Regions from separate parts of the Mus musculus genome. Here region 1 is linked to region 2. A link is a loop called in an ENCODE intact Hi-C map of the cell type or tissue named here. Cell type or tissue: heart. All regions are shown on one strand.

Evidence for each region. A loop is a pair of places that touch in the nucleus more often than their neighbours do. Peaks named below come from ENCODE experiments on the same cell type or tissue, not always from the same donor. Only the 100,000 strongest peaks of a DNase experiment are listed, where the experiment ranks them.
Region 1: a loop joins it to region 2, with 2.3 times the contacts of the local background. A loop is called at or near these places in 1 of 42 quality-filtered maps.

What each region holds. Positions count from the first base shown.
Region 1 is chr6:6,873,043-6,878,042 of GRCm38, reverse strand. Dlx5 (distal-less homeobox 5) reads left to right here. Exons shown (of 3, transcript NM_010056.3): 3 at 1-242. Among named protein-coding and RNA genes, the nearest start is that of Dlx6os1, 3.9 kb to the right of the region's middle. In heart, no CTCF peak of the experiment used is centred here; no DNase peak of the experiment used is centred here; H3K4me3 peaks cover 1,434 bases; H3K27me3 peaks cover 4,599 bases.
Region 2 is chr6:6,181,121-6,186,120 of GRCm38, reverse strand. The region is part of intron 2 of Slc25a13 (solute carrier family 25 (mitochondrial carrier, adenine nucleotide translocator), member 13); the gene reads left to right. Among named protein-coding and RNA genes, the nearest start is that of Slc25a13, 34 kb to the left of the region's middle. In heart, a CTCF peak has its summit at 2,431 (motif pointing left); DNase peaks (open chromatin) are centred at 240, 880 and 2,210; H3K4me3 peaks cover 631 bases; H3K27ac peaks cover 2,000 bases.

The sequences.
Region 1 (5,000 bases), 690 kb before region 2:
GTAAACTTTTTTTTTGCATGTAAGTTATTGCATTTCAGAGAGCCCCGCCCCCTTTTTTACGAAAAGAACCCTTTTTTTTTTTTTTTTTGCGCAACTGTGGACACTATCAATGGTGCCTTGAAATCTATGACCTCAACTTTTCAAAAGACTTTTTTCAATGTTATTTTAACCGTGTAAATAAGTGTAGATAGAGGAATTAAACTGTATATTCTGGATAAATAAAATTATTTCGACCATGGAAACTGCTCCTTTTTGGCCCCCTGATAACTGGCTAGTGAGGTTATATGCAGACGGTTAAGAACAGATGAATTCTCCAGAAATCCAACAATGCAAAACAGAAGTCAGGAGCTGTCTGGTTGCAGAAATGTGTTTGTGTTGGATGCTCTATTTCATGTATCTGTCTGCACATATGGCCTGTTTATAGTACTGTCGTGTTTAGGATGGTTTTTTCCCTCTAACCACAAAACCATTTAAATGATATTAAATATAGCTCCAAATGTTTTGGGTAGGAAGGAATATTGAAATTAACTACATTTCTCCTACCGTGTGTGAGGGAAAAAGCCAACAGAAATCCCTTGATAACCTGGTATTCTAAGCACAGAGTGATTCTGGTGGGGACCCCCTCCCCCATCTGCATGTGTATTGCAATTATGAGACAGGGGAAGAAAAGGAAATTTGTTATCATTCCTCATATATATATAGTTTTTTTTTCTCAAAAATATGAAATGTTTGGGGCATAGCAAGCAGTAGTTTAAGCCTTGGAGTCCTAATGTGGATGACTACAAATCTGGCCAGGTTCTTTCTGCCAAGAAAATACCATAGGGATTCAGAACAATAGTGAACCTGAAGTACTGGGCCAAACAAGAAATATGGGGGTGGGGAGAATTACTTTTCAAAAAGGTGGGGGGGGGGCTATATTGGTTTCATTTCTTGTGATAAGGTTCTTCATATAATTGTCTTTCACCGGCATCCGTACTTCATGCCTCTTTCAGGATCTCCTGTGCTGCTTTTACATAAAACAGGGGCCAGGCAAGTTCCAAGTCATCGGAAATGCGATGTTTGCTAGAATTCCTTTGTGAAGCCATCTTTAAGGAAGGAGGATGGGAGTTGCAGCAACCTGGCCTCTGATTTGTGCGTCCCTTACACTTCTGCATGTAGATATCTAGCCTATGCCCAGAGCTACAGCGTGGCTCCACGGCTGTGCCCCAAGGCCTGAATTATAGGCATCTTTGTGGCTGGCTGTCCTTTGGTCCATCTAAGTCTATTTCCAAAGAATATGTAATGTTAGAAATTACTAGATTTATGGGAAATATTCCAGAGCTAAGAAGTCGGCAGCAATAAATGTGACAAAAGCGCCCTCTTGGGAAGGGGGATTAGAGCATGAAAAACTGCATCTTCTCATCTCAGAATTTCAGAGAGAACCAGCAGTGAGAACGGAAAGGGCAAGCTGTGTGCCCTTGGGCCATTTACAGAGTCAGTTTCTGCCTCTCCAGTCTCTTCCCATTCCTCCGTTCCCATCAGCCTTCTATCTCCATTTGTTCTCCTTTCTCTTTTCTTGTTCTTTCTTTGCACAGGTGATACCAATCCCACCAGTTTGAAACTCAGTGGACTTGGGGATGGCCAACATATATTTCCAGGCAGCCTGGGCAGCCTGGAAACAGCCTGCCTAAACAGAAATTTATCCCCTGTCCTCACTCCACTCTATCTGTGGGGGGCAGTGGTGTTAGGGGAGGTCCTGGCCCCATTTTGTTTTCTGTAGTGTACAGGGAGTAGAATGGAGGAGATGAGGGTATCTATTTTCTGCTCTTTCTTTGCTTGCAAGATTTCAGCAGTTTCCATTAACCAAATGCCCACAGCTTTCTGAAGGCTTGGTCTTGATTTCCAGGACCTGGCTTTCTGGTGGTCACAGGCCTGTCCCCACCCAGGAGTGTATATTTGGGAAGGTTGGCAAGGGCGGAGGACATCCATCGCACCCCCCCCCCCAATATTTCTCGCCCACTGGTTTCCCAAGAGTGTCAAAACTGTGCTGGGAACAAGCTCTTTCCGTCTTGGCATTCGGAGAGGGTGGATGTCATCTCCCTGCTGCTGCGCTGGTAGGAAGGGGTGTGTGTAGTTTTCTACACTACCTCCGACCCTCAGATTCAGCCAAGCAAAGGCAAGGGCGGGTCCGGACTTTTCTCAGGAAAAAAGAGGGATGCTCTTTAATCACCATCCTTCACCCCAAACTGGGACATTGCTGGTTGTTAAGGACACCAAAGTTGGTTTGTTGCTACGCCAAAAGCCTGGAGCAGCAATGGCAGGGGTTGGGACCTGGTTTTAGGATTGCATCCCCTGTGTGAGCCTCACTAGTAGAGGTCTCTTGAATTGGGAGGGTTTTTTTTTTTTTTTTCAACTTGGATGGGGAGCGGTGAACAAAAAATATTCTGGCAAGTGAGCCGCAACGGGCTTTCCTGGCACTGCGGGGATTCTCCCTGGGGAATTTAACTCCCTGCAGTCCTGCGCCCAAGGATGTAAAAATAACAGATCCTCAGCAAAGTCTAAAAATATCTGTTTCTCTTGCCCTCCCTCTCACCTCTCCATTGTTTCTTCCTGTGTGTACCAAGCGCATGTCCTTCCATTTTGGCACTGACAGACCCCGCTAGCCCTGGACTTCAAGTAGAAGTCTCTTGCGCCTGCCCCTTCTGTTCCTCACTTGCCTAGTCCTCTGTCTAATGCCCCGAAGATGAATTAAGCCGACTTCAGAACTAATTTTCTTCACCGTAGACCTCCCCCCATCCACGCAATACTTTCGACCTCCATCTTGAGACCTCCCTGCAAAGACTCAGAGGCCCAAGGCATGTTGGCAGGGCTTGAGTGATTTCCTCGGTGCCCTGCCCGACTCCGGAGCCCTCCTGTTGAAGATCAGATAAATTGGCCTTTGTTTGAGACTTGGGTTGGGCTAGGCGGGTTTCTACCCTCATTCTCCCCCCTTTTTTTTCCTGGCGGCCACCTCCTTGTGGGACAAGAGGCGGCCTGGGGATCCGAGGGAAGCTGCATTCCTGTGGGTGCCAGGCGGCTCCAGTGCTGAGCCACAGAGCCTCACACACACACACACACACACACACACACACACACACACACACACACACACTGAAGAACCCGCAGACCTCGCTGCCCTTGATCTATCTCTATCTCTCTCTCTCTCTCTCTCTCTCTCTCTCTCTCTCTCTCTCTCTCTCTCGCCCCGCACCTACCCGGGAGTCAGTCCACTCCCCCTCGGATCCACCCTAGGGCTCTGCCTTGCATAGAAAAGCTTTGACCCACACAAAGGTGTACACGCATCCCCTCCCAGTGACACGGGCCAGATCAGTATCTCCCCGCCTAAGGACAACCCTTTCTCCCCCGCCCCTTATCCCACGACCCAAGGCGTGCCGGCTGGCCTCCGATGGCTCCTTTGATCGCACGGGACGCCCAGTGGCTCGCGGGCTCCTGACTGACCCACAGCAAGCCTGAGTTGGGCGTTACAGCACACAGCCACCTCCACAATTCAGTACCGAGCACTCTCTAGCTTGAATTGCCCTGGATGCCTGCTGGAAACTGCTCTGCACTCACCCTCTGCTTCTTGCTTCCTATTGTTCCCAAAGAGAGACCTTTAGGACTACTCAGTCACCCCATCCCAGCCCCTTCTCCGCCACCTCTTGGATCCAGTGCCTCCCACTGGCTGCTGGGATCTGGCCAACTTAGAGCTCTCCAGCTCTTGGAGAAGGCACGCCCTGAGGGCAGTAGCTCAGAGAGGTGGTTGGGAAGTGCGGCACCCGCGAGGATCAGCCTGCAGTCCCCACCTCCTCCACTCTCAAGCACCTTCCTCCCTCCCCCTCCCCCCCGCACCCCCGTCTGCTGGGTGCGGGTTTACACTGCCCAGCGCTTGGGGAGGGGGCTCCTTGACTTACTCTGGTCTCCGACTCCTGGCTCCCACCACCCTCTTGTTTCCAGGTTGCCCACAGACCTTGCACATTTTTGACCCAATCCCAGGCCGAGAGAAAACAGCCCAAATCTTGGTGGTGCGCATGGTATTAGTTAAACCTTTCCACGCAGCCTGTACCGGAGACTCGCATCCCTGGCGTTTTCTTTTGCTTCTGACAGGCTTTAGATTTTTAAGTGGTGCAAGGCAGAAAGGGTACAAGGTGTCTACTGCCAGAGGTATGAATGACTGAGGGATGGAGGAGCCTTTCCTTCGCGGTCAGCTAGGGCTGCCTACTGTAATGTAACAACCTGTTTTATACTTTTGAGTTCTAACTTTGAAGATACAAACCGAATTTAAGCGAGTCTCTCTTTAAAGGAAAGGCGAGTCCTGTTCTTAACAGCAATGAGATGTTTCTGCGCGTTGTTCGCTCGCTCGGACTTCTGATTTAAGTGGTTCTGAATTCATTTCTTTGCCAAAAGCACACGTATTATTGAGTCTGTTCCGCATCCTAAACCAAGGTTTATATGAAACCGTGAAATACCACACATTATGACCTTTCACCACAGGAAGGGAAAATGGCTTCATGACCTGATCCCCCCACCCTTCTCTCCTCCCTCCCAGTTTCAATAACAATTCTCTGTGGAATCCACCATACACAGTCTATTGCTTTTATTTTGTTTTGTTTTGGTTTTTTGTTGTTTTTGTTGTTGTTGTTGTTGTTGTTGTTGTTTTGGTGGGGTGGGTGTGAAGGATGGTAAACGGTTCAAAGCTATGATTTATCTTAAAGCATTTCTTTTCCTTGAAAGGCGTGAAAACAGAAACCGCCAGCGGACGCTTATTCTCACCTAGAACTATTTCAGCCACTTGCCATTTGCAAGAGGGGGGGAAGGGTGGGTGGAAGGGGGTGCGGGATATGGACTCAACTTTCATCTATAAACAGGGGTCACTAAACAGGGGACATTTCATTATTGCCCTTAAATTCACAGGAGCTAGGGAGCCTGCTTGCCACCCTGCAGGGTGGCCTTGGTTGGGCAGCTTGTGTGGGTCGGTAAGATGT
Region 2 (5,000 bases):
CTGTAATACGCATCTTCAGTTAATGTAAGTTTTAAATTATTAATTTTTTTTATTCCCTGTTTTGTGTTATTCTGTCCTTGGAACAGGGAATCAAGGTAAAGGCTGGCCGGTGACAGGACCTGGTGTACGGTGTGTCCAGGGAGTCTCTGACTGAAAGGGTGTCCAGGAGAATTTGTCTTTCAGCCCCAGGGTTCAGTGAATGACACCTGGTAAACACAAGTGGCCAGATGATAAGGGCTCTGACCCAGGTCACCACTCACAGGCTTTGTTAAAATTACTAGTGGAGAGCAAGCTAGATAGGACTCCAGTCCTGGTGGAATCGGCACTGCAGGGACAGGTTCCTTTTCTGAGTCTGTCTGCTACTATCCTCATTCAGTGTTACCACAGTTGATGAGTGTTTAAAGAATTAGAAAAGCCTTCCGAAGAATATCGTCAGAGGTATTGAAAGGTATTCTAGAGCTGTGGCAGCTGGAAGTGTGTCTTCCCCAGCAGTGACCCTTGTTCCTTGCTTCAAGGACAACCAAGCTGCCTTGTCAACATCCCTAGTTTATGCTTTTATCGTAGTTGGCCTCTGTCCATGAGTCCAAGAGACAACCTTTGATGTATTTACTTGAACCCCAGAGTGGGTCATTCCTGCTTTGGTGGACTGCTTTGTTCTAAACTGAGCACAACTGTATTCTGCATCCAAATTAACATGTCATTTAAGAGGAGACCTCTTTTATCACCTCTAAACAAGTGAGGGCAATACAAATTCCTCAGTGATAGTGTGACAGTTGGTCTGAGTCTGGTTCATGTATCCTCAGCACACATCGCCGTGGTTATTTACAGAGTGAGCGTTCAGCCCATGGCACTAGCACCCAGAAGTTCCTTGCTCCCTGTGCTAGTCAGTCACCACGCCCCCAAAGCTAACTGGCTGGATTCTCTCATGACACCTTAGTTCAGGCCTTTATTTCATTGCAGGATAAGTATAGTAATGTGGTCTGTGTCTACTCTGTTACTTCTTGCTGAGCTCTAGGCCTGTGTCAACACAGGCTTTCACTCTTCCACTGACCTCTACCTCCAACCCTGATTTTATGTGTGGTGGGTGGTGGAGTGAGTTAGTTTATTGCTGCATTGTATTTTATTGTGTGACTATATGACAGTCAATTAAGTATCCAGTCATTGAGTGATCTCTGGACTGTTGCTTTTTTGTTTTTGTTTTTGTTTTTTTAAGATTTATTTATTTATTTATTATATGTAAGTACACTGTAGCTGTCTTCAGACACTCCAGAAGAGGGAGTCAGATCTCGTGATCGGATGGTTGTGAGCCACCATGTGGTTGCTGGGATTTGAACTCCTGACCTTCGGAAGAGCAGTCGGGTGCTCTTACCCACTGAGCCATCTCACCAGCCCCCTTGTTTTTGTTTTTAAAGCATTTTTGTCATCCTAAGATAAGTTGCTGTGAATACTCAAACTTTTTGGTATTATAGTCCATGTACATTTTGTTATAGATTTCCTTATGATTGAAATTGCTGTCTATAGTCATGTTAGCACAGTTACAGTAGATATTGCTTAGCAGTTTTCTAAAATGGTTTGTCAGTTTATTCACATATATAAATACACACATATGTATACACATATACATGCATGTATATACATATACATATACATACACACACAAGTATAATATTTTTAAAAAATATTATATTTTTAAAATATTTTTAAAAAATATCCATTTTTGTGTGCATTGGTATTTTTGCTTGCATGCATGTCTGTGATTCTCTAAACTTGAGTTACAGAGAGTTGTGAGCTGGCATGTAGGTTCTGGGAATTGAACCCGGGTCCTGCGGAAGAGCAGCCAGTGCTCCTGGCCGCTGAGCCACCTCACCAGCTCCATCAGTTTCTTCTTACACCTCCAGCATGTGGGAATGTTCTGTGTTTTTGCCAACTTTCATTATCCCTCATTATCTTGAGAGTGAGCGGCTTGAGCTTGCATTTCCGGGGACGATTGAGTTTCCGGTTCACAACTTGACAATGATTCCCAGGATCATTTGGAGAAAATGCAAAGGATAACCATCAGGCTAAGAAAAGCTCCAGGAGAAAAGTGATGCAGCGTTCTGAACCCTTCTCTCATCGGGAAAGGGTTTCTCGAGCCCCATTCAGCAGTCTGGGAATCTGCGGAAACAACAGTGGGAAAGAACACAGCCAAAAAAAGTCCTGTCCTGACAGGGCCCTCCCTGCAGTTGCCGCAAGCAAGAGTCATTGTTATCTTGCAAGGACAGACAGGTCAACAAGATAGGGTGGTCTTGGACTGTCTCCCATCGCTCAGAACTGCCGATCCATGACACATTCTTGGTGCTGTGCCTGGCGGCCCCAGAGTACACTCCGGCCCCAGGAAGCCTTTCCAGCCTCTGAGAACTGAAGCTGCAGGTGGAGTCAGCTTCTCACTGTGCTCCCTGGTGGTCATCTGTTAATTTATCAGTGAAAAGCCTGCATCTTAAAGAGCAGGGCAGGGTCGGGGAAGACATGGTTTGTGGGCCTGGAATAGCCAATATAGATTGGGAAAAGTCGGAATATTCTCATGTCACAAAACATACAGAAACAGAGCTCTGATATCCGGGAGCCTAATGCTAAATACGGATCTGGTCAAAGGTCAGGAGAGAAACTGTGTTGGGATTTCTTCTTGACATGAGAAGGGACTGCGTTTCCAAGGTCAGGAAAGCAATGGAAGGATTGGCAAAGGAAAAAAAAAAGCCCTCTAGACTGAATTACATAAAAATGTCAAACTGGAAAAGTATTTGAAACAAATATGACCTCAGAAGGGACGAGAGCACGTTCTGGCGCTGTGGGTGGCAGAGCGATTGGTACAATCGTTTCCGGAGAACAGCGTGATAATAAGCGACGAGCGCCTGAAGGTTCCTGTCCTTTAACTCAACAATTTCTTCTTTCAGGGAGTCTGTTCTTTGAAAATAGGAATTGGGACAAATGTTATATATAAGAATGGCTATCTTAGGTTTTTGTACAAAATAACCCAGACTGGAAAGAATCTAAATGTGTACCAGCAGGGGAAAAGTTAAGTTGTATTCTAAGGTAAATTAATCACTATCATAGGGAAACCTCGTATAACCAACCATAGGATTGCTATCATTCTCGATGACAGGCCACTTCCATTTCAAGCTTGTTTGTCCTCATTTAGGGAAAAAAATAACAATGAATTCTTTCTTCTGTCCATTCCCTGCAAATTAAAGTAAATGCCAGTGAAGGATGGTGGCATCGCTGGGCTGTCTCTGTTTTGTACTGTTATCTGAGAAATATACTTCGAAGATAGTATCCTAGCATTTTGCCATGACTTCCCTTAGGCAGTGCCTCGGACCAGGTCGCTAGCGATGGAAGAAAACCCTCATTGCATCCTTGACCTGGTTTGATACCAGCAGCAGATCTCACTCAGTGAAACGGTGGGTTAAAGAAATGAATTAGATAAGCAAAAAAGTGGGCCAGCAGAATGGATCAGCAGGTAAAGGTGTTTGATACAAAGGCACAGTCTGAGTTCCACCCCCCAACTCTACATGGTGGAAAGGAGACAACGGACTTCCACGAGTTCTCCTCCAACCTCCATATGAGTGCTGTGGCATGCATCTATGTGCATACATATGTGGATACATATGCACATAGATGCATACATACATATATGTAATAAAAAAGCAAAACCAGAAGTGTGCTTACTGTGTTCTGGGCATCGTTCATAGTGTGTGTTGTTATCTCATCCGCTCCATGCATCAGCCATATGGGGCTGGTAATATTATTACACCCATTCTGCACATGAATCATCAGAGCCCAGAAAGCTTTATTTAACTCCCAGTATGTTCAGGTGGAATCGGGTAGAGCCAGACCCCGCAGCCTACACAACCTGGTACTGCTCTTCATTACACCGTGCCCCTCATCACCCTGCTGCTGCCAGTGTGATTCTGGTCACTTAGTAACCCCTGCCCTCAGGTACCTTATGCTCCTCTCTTTCATCTTGAAAATCAGGAGGTCTGGTTCTCCTCATCGAGGATGCTGCATCCTCGTGTTTATTTTCAGCATTTCCCACAAGCTGGGTGTGCCCAGAAACAAGACACAGCCTGCTCCTTTTGGCCTAAAGTGAACCGAGTCCTAGAACACCATGAAGGGAGTCCCGTGCTTGCGAGCCCCTGTGTGATGCTGAGACTAGGGCATTGCCTAGTGCAGCAATCTAAACCTGCTTCCAACATCACAGAGGATGCCCGTGGCTCCACGGCAGCTCCTCAGCCCAGTTTGTCTTCTTTTCTCAGGGACTGTAAGCATTTGAGTGAATTATTTGAGCAGCCATGGACTTAGGGATTGGGTAGCATCTGACCCCAAGCCATCTGGGGCTCCACATCTATAAATTGCTTGGTAGGAGCCAAAATAAACAAAATACATTTGAAGGGCTAAAATAGAAAACCAGAGTAAGAGGTCGCTCTGACGGCTTCAGGTCGGCTGAACATCAGTTTTGTTTCTCTTTGCATTGAATTGGGCTTTGTTACACAGGAATGCAAGACGTTCACTGCCAGCTCTATGGAAGGATAGTTAATACCTCACAATTGATCTCACTTTAACAAGGACACATCCTTAAGCTTAGTGCGCATGCCTGTAATCGCGATGGAGGACTGAGGTAGAGAGGTCTTGAGGTTGGGGTCACCTGGGCTTCCTAATGAGACCTCTGTCGGGCATTATTTTATATTTGCTAGTGACAAATTCCCTCTCTCCAAGTCATAACAATGAAAACTGTTACCAGACATTGCCACAGGTCCCCCAAAAGCCATTGTTGAGAGCTTCTGGTGAGCATAAAATTTGACTCCTTAAATTTTTTTCTTTAAAGTGACAGATGATAATTGAAGATGTTACTAGGCTGTATGATTTTTATCTTTTGAATGGTCATGGCCTTCCACTATTGGTTGTGTGGTCATATATGTTTAAGAATCGGAGATACTAAATAACTTTCTTACCTCTTCCCTCCTCTT